Linked DNA regions of Homo sapiens: all the other regions are linked to region 3. The links are chromatin contacts, found by Hi-C or POLR2A ChIA-PET in ENCODE. All regions are on one chromosome and are shown on one strand. Each heading gives the region's core, a stretch centred on a gene start or an enhancer-like site at or near the end of the contact. The rest is flanking DNA. Distances are from core to core; before and after follow the strand shown.

Region 1 (3,626 bases), core at 484-2,983, 150 kb after region 3:
TCTTTCGCATGACCTGTGGAATTATATGAAGAATTTACTTCTTTAAAAATTTTCAACCCAAGTATTTGTTGGTTTGGAGTTGCAGCATAAAGAGAGCAGAATGTACAGATAATTAGAGGGGGAATGAATTAACCAACAGAGAAGAGTATTTGGTCTTGCTTTTTGCTTTAATTATTTTTGATTATTTTCTTAAAGAGGAGTCATTTGGGGAGTTTTTTTTGTTTTGTTTTTTGTTTTTTGTTTTTTACCAAGCATTTCATTGCAGTGTTTAATCACAGTACTGTGTACTGCTGTATTGATCTGATATGCTCAGTTCTGGCCAGGGGCCATCAGTGTACACATGCAATGGAACAAACTGACCAAGGTAGAAAGACAGATTGGAGATGAGGGCAAGTGCCTGGAAACTGGGCTGCCATGGGCATCTGTGGCCAGGCTGGGATCACACTAGCAGATTTCAATGCCTTTTTACATGGCCTTATACTAGGCTGGTCCTATTAGCACATGACATGCTTAATGGTTTGTTGTTTTTCTTAATTTCCTGGAGAGAAGATCCTTTTGAAAACTCCAAATTTTTCTAAGTTTAGCTAAGAGGTTCCTCTTAGCTAATGTTCCCCCCCACCCCCCCCCCTTACTTCTCAGTTAGTTTTGATTAAGGGTCCTTAAGGAGAAGTTCAGAGGAACCAGAAAATGGGAGTGGCTGTCAGGCATGACATGTCAGGCTTGGTATAGTATTGAAACCAAGGAAAGAGTCTGTGCTAGGGCAGAAGAGTGGGGTGCAGTCTCCCAGAGCTGAAATAGCACCTTAACTCTGCTGCGTGATCCTTAGACATTTAATCTTTCTGGGACTCCGTTTCCTTAAAGTAAAATTGAGGTAATGTGCATATTTTAATTGGCTATTAATGAAATAACATTATGTGAAGGGTTAAGCAGAGTCCATGACATACAGCAGGTACTCAATAATAAGAGCAGCTACTACTACTATTACTGTCACTGTCACTACCACTAGTGTAATTGGGGTCAAGAGAGCAAGAAACCAGATTAGCTCTGCTCCTCTCCCTTTTCCACCCTCTTGCATCCTGTTATTATGAGTAGAAAGGGAAAGCCCTTGAGGCAAAAAATCACAGTTAGAACCCATGCCTCAAGTATTTTAGCTGAAGATGTAGGAACTGATTCCCAGGAACTACAAGGACTTTACTAATGGTATTTTCAGATTGTTCTACTCTGCAGTCTACATTGGGCACTAGAATTTTAGACTCCAGATACGTTCTCAGTTGTAATTCAACTGTTCAGTTGCTGTGGTGAAATACCTTAGTTTTCTGAACTTCCTTTTGTCTTGTGCTAAATGAAAATGAAATATGTCTAAATCAAATCAAATTGGTAGAAACGTTTGAATGGTACAGGCCAAAGCATCCATGCATGATTCTCATGTGTTACCTCTGTTCCCTTGTCCCCACTGTCAACACAGGTTGCATATTCCTTTTCATTTGTTCTTTTTGTAATAAATGTTTTGGTATACTAAAGACACAACAGGGAAGTTCATGCTTTTATTTATTCATTTATTTAAAGAACTTTTCTGGGCACCTAGTACATCAGGCATTGACCTATTTAGGGAAGTGCTTGGGTTCTCCCAGGCATTGTAATGGGTAGCAAATGAATCACGGGTTCATATATGATCTGGCAGCATATGAACTTAGTCAGTGGAAACAGTGAGTCAGGAAGCCAAAAGGCAAAGTCCATCTCTGCACAAGGAGAGAGACTGAGCTGGGAATGATGCATTGTGGTCTGGGAACCTCATTATTAGCAAGTTGGAGACATACTGGAGAGTGTTCAGAGAAAAGTAACAGGGATGATAAACGGGCGGAAAGACTGATTTATGAAGACTTACACAACAAAATATGTATTCTTGGATCAACAAAGACTTCAGAAGAAATGTGATCACTATCAACTACTCTCTGAAGGTTGTGAATACCCCAGAGAAATACACGATGTTTAGCTTGATATTTGAAATGGTGACAAGGAATTACAGGATGGCAAATTTAACCTGTGGATCAGAGAAATATGAGGCTCACAAATTTATCTTATGCCTTATTGACAGAAAGTGGCATCAAAGGGCAGCATCCTTAATCTATTTTACCTTCAATCTATATTTCTGCAATTGTCATTATATTTAATCATTTGTTTTCTGTTTGTGCTCAGGGATTTTATGTATGTTTCCTATTTACATATACCTTCCTTGAAGATGTCAAAAATAAAATATTTGATTTTTTTTACTTTCTACTTCAAAGGCTCAAAGATAAAAGCAGTTAAAAACAGTTTTTTTTAAAACTGAGGTTTGCGTACTTAACCTTCGTTGAAGGTCATTGCCATAATGAAGGATTTTATTTCTATGGAAAGCCAAATGGGTGGAGTGACTATAAAACTGTTCTTTAGAGCCTTATCTAATCACAATTTATACACACACACACACACACACACACACTCACACATGCTATAGTAGAAAACTTTCAAGGGTATAAAATCAATTTAGGGGCAGAATCCAATCCCTTGCAATTTTATGTATTCTGGATTCCTACAAAAGGGGCCATTTTAGCTATGGGGTGGAAGCGTACAACTTCAAGGAACTAACCTGATTGGGGCCGGGCCTAGGATTCAGGCTACAGAAGCCCTCAGAAGATCTGGGTCCTGTGGACTGGTAAGGCTGCCATCAAATCTCTTGAAATATCTGTGGACTCCACAGTCCACATGGGTATCCAAGTGGTTTCTGGGCAGTGACTCCATGTCTGGATTGGAGCTGGGTTGGGTTACAGGGTGAAGGCACAACCCAGGCTAAGACTAAGAGCTCGGTTCATTTCCCAGCCACAGTGATTTGCTGCGGGGGGTCAAGGCAGGGGCCAGGAGGGCGGATTGTGATTGAAACTGGGATTTGCAGAATATTTTCTGGGAAAGCTGGGACTCAGACCTTCTCTTCTGCTTGTCAGTGCAGCACACAGATAGGAAGGCTGGGAATGCTGGGGTAAATCGTGCTGTCATGATGGGAGCCAGCCTGGGAATGAGGCCCGAGCATGGGCCAAGGCAGAGCCAGAGGAAAACCACAAGGAAATGGAGGCAGAGCCCCAATGACAAATGAGTATCCAGATCAAGCTCACGCAGATGAAGTTCTGCCTGTCTCCGCTGCTTTCAGTTATTGGAACTAATAAGTGTCCTTTTTGTATTTAGCAATTTGACCTGGGCTTTAGTCCCTTATAAAAAAGAATCTTAATGAACTTTTGAGTAAGTACCAAGTTGTGTGGCATAGATCACAATTTCTCTCTAAGTGTGGAGGAGAGAAGGTCCCTGTAAGCTAGGAGAGCAGTTATAATGAAAGCTGTGGCATGGGGGTGGGAGAAGGGAGAGGGCAGGAGGTGACTGAGAGTCTAGTGTCCGCCAGGTTCCAGGCACTGGGATGGGCCTCACAGTCTATCTTTATGGCAAACCTGCCTTTTGTGTCTCATTATCCTGTTTTGTAAATGAAGAAACTAGGGTGCAGACAAGTTAAGCAACCTGAACTAGTTGCACAGGCTGGTGAGTGAAATGTCCAGGATTTGAACCTGTGCTCTCCCCACGACTCCACCCTTCCTCAAGTCTAC
Region 2 (3,607 bases), core at 932-3,431, 220 kb after region 3:
CTTATGTGGAGTGACTGCTTTGTTCCACACGTCTGTCCTCCTTTCCCTGTGACCACCGGTAACACAGGCGTGTCCTCTTCATGGTAATGGCAGAAATAGGAGAGAACAAGCAGAAAGCGGGACCTCAAGGCCTGGGCCTGGAGCTGGAACATCTGTCCGATCCATCTCATTCTATTGGCCCAAGCAAGTCATGTGTCCAAGCCCAGATGGAAAACAGATTTGCCTCTGTAGTGAAAGCAACTGCAAAGTCATAGGGCAAAGGGCGTGGCTATAGGTAGGGGTACAGGATGGGGGCCTGTTATGCAATCAACCATAGTGAACAAGTTTCTCTTTGCATTATTAACAGTATATGCACAACAAAACCCAAATGTGAATTTGACTTAACAGGAAAAAAAATGTATCCTTCATTCTTGTCCCTAAAATAATACTAATTTTAGTTGGATCAACTGTGTGATTCTCAATGAAGATATGTTAAGTCAGATTAATCATGTAAATAATTAGCAGAAGAATAAAAGAAAAAGTCATTGTTTTTAAAAACTCTGAATAAATTGATATATTTAAGCCACTTTGTTTCTCAATAGTATATCAAATCCAATTCTTAAAAACAAACCTGTGGGGGCTGGGTGTGGTGGCTCACACCTGGAATCCCAGCACTTTGGCAGGTGGATCACTTGAGGTCAGGAGTTCGAGACCAGCCTGGCCAACATGGCAAAACCCTGTCTCTACTAAAAATACAAAAATTAGCCAGGCATGGTAGTGCACGTCTGTAGTCCCAGTTACTCAGGAGGCTGAAGCAGGAGAATTGCTTGAACCCGGGAGGCAGAGGTTGCAGTGAGCCGAGATCACGTCACTATACTCCAACCTGGGCAACAGAGCGAGAATCTGTCTCCAAAAACCCAAAAGCAAACAAACCCATGGATCAGATCTTACCTACCATGGATTTTCATTGGTAAATAAACTCTTGGTATTCTGTATCTGCAAGGAGTCATCTGATATGCATGTCTGTTTGTTAAACTAGATTTTACTACAGCTTTTTGGGGTTGGTTTAAAGACTGTATTAGCACTGCATTCCTAATTAACTGCTGACACAAATACTAAGGGGGCAAGAGTGTTGCCCACAGCTTGCCTGCAGTTACCAGGTGTAATTATGCACATAGTAGAGATTCAAATCAAGAATAAATCAGTTTCTGGAAACATGCTGTAAGCACTCAGTGTATCGCCCTGCCATTTCCCCCGTTAGCGTTTTTGAGGCATGCACCCAATAGAAGAAATAGCAGGTAGCTACTGTTTAGCTGAATTTAACCTCTGAAGATAAGCATTTCTCCATGTTGTTGGCCAAACATAGAATTTTCTTTTTGCTTTTCACATGTAATGGGAATACAATGATTTCTTCTCATTGCCAAATCTTAGCTGAAGGAAACCTCAGATAATTTTGAAAACTCTCTTATTTTACCAGTTAACAGACATGGCCTAAAACAGTGATATAACTGTTTAAAGTCATCCAATTGGTTAGGGAGGGCTAACCAGAGAAGCTAGGTTTTTCTCACCACACTACACTTTTCATTTGGGAAACGGGGAGTGTTCATGGTTTGATGAATCAAGTACAGTGTAGGGAGCAGACTGTTATGGTCTGTAGACATAAGTGGGATTCAATTTTCTTGTTTGTTGAATGAGAATTATGCTTGTTATGTTATTAGAATGTTTGGGTCAGGAGCAAGTTCTTTTCAAAATAAATAATTTTATTTTGGAGAAATAAAGCAATCTGGGGAAAATTGCCACTGGCCAGTCCTTTTAAATCAATTCACAGGGTCAGTAGACTCTAGTACCGAGGTTGGATATGCTAAGGATAGAGCGAGAGAAAGAGCTCAGTGACTTTTTCAACAACTAGAGTTACTTGCTTAATTATACTTTTTTTTTTTTTAAAAAAGACCTTCGAGGTACAGTATGAGCAGGGAGTAGGGTGAGGACTTCCCTCAGCACCCATCACCAAGTACTCTCAGGGCACCAGCAGGCCCCCATGAAATAGGTGCTGCCAGAAGCCCATGCCTAAAATTTGCTTGGGATTCATCTCTTCCCTTTCTTTTTTATGATGCTGAACCAGAGGATAAAAAGATAAAGAATTGCACAGCCTGGCACGTGAATGCTTCCCCACTGCGTGCTGCTGTTGTGGGGAGGAAGTAGCAGCCGCCAACCGCTGTTTTATTAATAATGAGGCATTCACATAAATTCCATGCAAAATTGATTTTTGACTGTTATATAAGAATCAAATACTAGGCTTTAAAAAGTAATTGAGAAATCTATTTGTAATTTACTTTGCCTATAAGAACCCGCTGTCCTGCCATAAACAATTTTACAGTATTTTCCCCCCTGTTAAACAGCTATTTTTTACACATCTGTTTGGCCCTTTTGCACGACATGCAGTCAGGAGGTGTAACGAATACAGGTTTGAAACAACATGTGGCCACCATTTCTTTCAGTTTCATCTTCAAGGGGATCTCTTGAAAGTTGTGATATCATTTTCATCACAGTACAAGTGAAGTATGTTAATGGCTAGTTATCTGACACTGGGTGTTGACTGATGAGTCATAAATATGCCTTCTGGTGGTAGGAAAGCATGATGACAAAGCTAAGTAATGAAAAAAAAAAGAAAAAAAAACCCAAACCAACGAACCAAAACAGTCTGTTTCTCACTTGTCTTTAAATGCCTTAAGGGCTATGGTCAAATGGAAAGTTCTGTTACAAAGAGTTTCTCTGGGAACCTATTCAATATTCAGCAGTCCTGTACATATTCAACTGTACCAAAAGTATTTAAAGTGTAATTGATTTATTTCTAATTTTTCTTAAGATGGAAATTAGATGGACAAGAAAAGTTTTAAAAGACATAGGTAATGTTACATATTTTGGCTTAACTTCTATTTTCTAAGGATTATTTCTCAGAAGAGAACATGCTTCTGTTCTTATTCTAGGACTTTTTTTTTTTCCAAAAGAAATCCCTTAAAAAGAAAAACAAATCCCTAGTATATTTAAAAAATCCATTCCCCACCATGATCAAATTAGAACATTTCCATCACCCTAGAAGTTCCCTTGTGCTCCTACAGTCAATATATTCCCCCAGCTCTTGGCCCCAGCCAACCAACTACTGATCTGCTTTTTGTTGCTATGGTTTTGCCTTTCCTAGAATTTCATACAGACAGAATCATAGTATGTAGCCCTTTGTGTTTACCTTTTTTCACTTAGCATAATATTTTTGAGATTCACCTATGTTGTCGAGAGTACTAATATTTTGTTGCTTTTATAGTAATACTCCATTGGATATACCACAATTTGTTTATCCATTCACTGGTTAATAGATACTTGGGTTGCTTTCAGTTTTGACGATTATGAATAATGCTGCTATAAACATTGATGTAAAAGTTTTGCGTGGACACATTTTTATCTCTCTTGGGTAAATATCTAGGATAAAGATTGCTGGGTCACATGGCTTGTATATGTTTAACTATATAAGAAATAGTACCATTTTATACTGTCACACAGTCAATGTATGAGAGTTCAAGTTGTCCTACCTCTTCACCCATCCTTGATATTCTCAAGTGCGTAGTAAGTAGCT
Region 3 (3,454 bases), core at 592-3,091:
TTTACCATGTTATTTGCCATGCTATTTTATTCTTTAGGGACTTGTGGGTTATTTCTAGTGTTGAACAATTGTGACCGATGTTGTCTCTTTTTTTAAAAGTTCATTTTTCTGTTCAAGAAGGTCTAAGAATGTGATTTTAAACATCTTTAAATATTTTAGGAGGTCAGGATCCCTTTCCAATTCCCTTGAAATGAAACCTGACAAGTGGTTCCTGTGGGTTCCTGATTTGCTTACTCATGAGACCAAACCTGAGAAGTCTGAGGAGCATTTCTAAATTAAAATGTTTAAATAGGTCAGGTGAACTGAAAAAACAAAGAAACAGTTATTACCAGATCTCCCATTTCCCCTAGCTCTTCCACTTCATTGTTGCAATCTTAGCGAAATGCAGTCAGCTTGCATATTTTCCTGCATCGGTCCTTTGATCAGTAAAGTAATTTCTTTTCCTTCCTTTGTGCAAATCTTTTGATTATAGTAAGTTCATTCTTTAAAGACCAAACGTGGTAAAAAATATTAACAACTTGAATAATTTTAGCAACTATCTAAAATAACTTATTTTGCAGGGGATAAAACTAGAAATATTTACTTTTATAAAGTGAATCATCAAAATATAATACAACCAGTAATAAGATCATAGTGTATCATATATTTTAATAACAACATATAAGATAGACACAGTGTAGTATAGAAGTTCAGGGTATAGGCTCTGGAGTCAGAAAGACCAGGTTCAAATTTCAGTTCCACTTCTTACTGCCCATGTCAATGTGGTGAATTTCTTAACCTTCTAGAAGTAGCTTTCCTCAATTATAAAATAAGGATAATAGTAGTATCTATTTTAATAGGGCCATTGTGACCATCAAGTAAAAAACCTCAATAAATGTTAGTTGTTGTTGATATATTTAGCACATCCAAAGGGTAGAATAACCAGAGTATTTATTAACAAATCTTGTCAGAGATAGTTATCTGCTTATGTTATAGCTATTTATTCAACATTTAATAGGCTCCTCTTCTGAGGCAGAGGTTGTGGATCAGACAAAAGTACAATTTGTGGAGGTAAGACAATTAGAAAATTATGATCAAGTGGCAATGTTAAATAAAATATATTTGAAAACATAAAGTAGGAAGTGATTGCAGAATGTGGATCAATTGAAGGTACAACTTTCTAGGAATTGTATTTTGAATTTGATCTCAAACGAGGTAATAGCCACAACTTTGCCACGAAGAAAATTGAAGTTCTTTCTTCCAGAAAATGTGTGCATGTAAAGAATAGAAGGAAAAATGAGTACGACCTCTTTTGGGGGATAATAGGAATGGAAACTGTGAATGGAATGGGTGAAGAAGGGAGACATAATTGGTGGAATATTTTATAAACAGCTTTTCTTAAGACTCATATTTATTAGATGGTAGGAAAAATAAAAATTCAGTTCCATTTGGATTGGCTTACTGAATTATAAACTTATTAAGGCAAAATGTGACCAATCTGGCAGATTAAAGAAAAGTGGTAATATTTTGGCAAAATAAACTTTCTATATTTTCCTTTTCTTAATAAAGATATAAATAATAAAGCACTTTGACATTTCAGAGATTTGAAATTTATATTGAAAAACCACTCTTGAAATTCCTGTCAGTCATTTGAATCATTTGCTTCTTTTGTCATCTTCTTGTTACTTTTTTTTTTTTTTTTTTAAAGATAAGACTCCTTCCCTATTGCTTCGACTATAGTTAGTATTTTCTAGGTTGGCTGTAGGGATTGTTCCCTGAAGCTTATATACCTCACCACGCGTTGACGACTCCCCCAGGTCAATAGAATCCACTAGGTGGCGCCCAGGTCTACTGCCGCGTCTCGTCTCCGCTGGGCGCAAATCTTGGAACAGCTGTGGATGTTCGAGGAGTGGTTGGAGAGATCAATATGATCCATGTGGAGCAGCTTCCCTACCGTCTGCTCCAAAAGGCTGTAAGCCTGGTGTCCTTCAAACTGTTACTGTAATGAAATACCCGAATATGGACAATGATGGTGTGGTTTTGAGTACGAGAAAGCCTGCGGTTTTGCTTCGTGAGACTTAAAGACGAGCAGGCAGACAGGCATCCATCCAGCTGCAGTTCATAGCCGATGCCCCCGACAAGTAGCAGGCTGGCGACTGAGAAGCTCCCCAGAAGCTACCTTTAATGCCCAAAGATTGATTTAGGCAATGACACTGCAATGTACGGAAGGGGAAAAAGGGACGAGAGGAAGGTATCAAAAAGAGGGAGATTATTTCAATATTAACTTGAGTGCAGGCATAATTCGCTCTCATTTCTGGCAGGCAATTGAGCACTCTGCTTCATATGCAAAATCGAGGGTACATTCTGATGTAGATTTCAGATAGCGGGAAATGAAGGTATTTTGTTTTTCTTTTAAATTGCATTGGGCAATTTCCTTTCTTATATGAAACGCTGTAGGCTTTGTACAATTATTTTATACGTTATTACCATTCTTCTAAAAAGGGACAGCTTTTTTCTTTCCAATTTAAAGTAGTGGATAATGACTTTGGCAGCATTTTCCTGCCTTTTTCAAGTTTATGGAACCCATTCCTCATCATTAGGCTGAAGATGCAGATAAGAAAGGACGAGCCTTTTTCTGGAGCTTGTCACATCAATGTTGCTTCTTAGGTGATTAAAAAGAAAGCAGCGAGGATCTTGGAGAAAACGTCTGACAAAAGGTAATGGAAACCCAGAAACAGACGAAAACCGGTGATAGATTAGGCAAACCTTCTCTGCTAAGTGCATGTGTGCATTTCAGCTCAGGAACAAAAATAAGACCCTGTTCTACGGAGGCTCTTAAAAAACTGACCTGTGCTGGCCCCACACGCTAAGGTTTATTTGAGGCGCCCGAAGGTGATTAGATCCAGGAGGAGGCGTTTTTCTGCAGTTTAGCTTAGGAACTCAGAGCCAGCCAAATGCTTACTGCAGCTGCTTGTTGGCTGGTTCAAAGGTATAGAGCTGCTTTAATTAAAATCGGCAGGCGCGTTTTGATTTTGGTCAAAATAGATTTTGTTATTTTTAAACTTCCTGTGGAATTAAAAAAAAAGTATTTTTATTCCCTTTTCTTTTGTCCAGCATTCTTATTCCCATTTCCATCCTCTGCTATCATAATAATGGGAGGGGGTTCAGTATGGAATTCTAAAAATCTCCCCAGGTTTATCTCTTCAGGGATACGCGATGGTCCAACAAAAACATCTTTAGCACAAATGTAGCTTGGAGTATATGGAAATTGTGTAGTAGTCACAGAGGTATTTCTTAAAAATATCTTTGCTAATAATTTTGGTAGGCTAGAAGTAGATGAGTGAACATGATATTCAACTATGGAAGGTATTTTGCCTGGTGTTCAGTTGGTTTATTGTTTTGAAGGAGGGAAATTGGCATGCAATTTAATAAAGAAAGTACTTTTTCTAAAACGAAACATTTATTTCTATTTATT

The links. Hi-C counts contacts between places; a loop is a spot of excess contacts on that map. ChIA-PET counts read pairs that join two places held with the same protein, here RNA polymerase II (POLR2A). Pooled maps may share reads with other maps.
Region 1: a loop to region 3 is called in a map with no recorded cell type, with 9 times the contacts of the local background. The contact joins two enhancer-like sites. A Hi-C loop is called at or near these places in 2 of 168 maps with a recorded cell type or tissue (A673 and sigmoid colon), 13 of 37 single-sample maps with no recorded cell type and 12 of 50 pooled maps. POLR2A ChIA-PET finds 5 or more read pairs at or near these places in 2 of 52 experiments (activated T-cell and naive thymus-derived CD8-positive, alpha-beta T cell).
Region 2: a map of GM12878 shows a loop between it and region 3 (4-fold over the local background). The contact joins two enhancer-like sites. A Hi-C loop is called at or near these places in 6 of 168 maps with a recorded cell type or tissue (GM12878, PC-3, PC-9 and 3 more), 31 of 37 single-sample maps with no recorded cell type and 17 of 50 pooled maps.

What each region holds. Positions count from the first base shown.
Region 1 is chr2:176,995,363-176,998,988 of GRCh38, reverse strand. No RefSeq gene overlaps it. Among named protein-coding and RNA genes, the nearest start is that of MIR4444-1, 220 kb to the left of the region's middle. Within about 2 kb of position 1,733, at least 4 of the 41 ENCODE cell types and tissues checked have a DNase peak (open chromatin) inside an H3K27ac peak, as active enhancers do.
Region 2 is chr2:176,930,970-176,934,576 of GRCh38, reverse strand. No RefSeq gene overlaps it. Among named protein-coding and RNA genes, the nearest start is that of MIR4444-1, 280 kb to the left of the region's middle. RefSeq lists an enhancer at 2,378-2,677. Within about 2 kb of position 2,181, at least 4 of the 41 ENCODE cell types and tissues checked have a DNase peak (open chromatin) inside an H3K27ac peak, as active enhancers do.
Region 3 is chr2:177,147,463-177,150,916 of GRCh38, reverse strand. The region is part of intron 1 of LOC105373760 (a long non-coding RNA gene); the gene reads left to right. Among named protein-coding and RNA genes, the nearest start is that of MIR4444-1, 64 kb to the left of the region's middle. RefSeq lists an enhancer at 1,819-2,542. Within about 2 kb of position 1,841, at least 2 of the 41 ENCODE cell types and tissues checked have a DNase peak (open chromatin) inside an H3K27ac peak, as active enhancers do.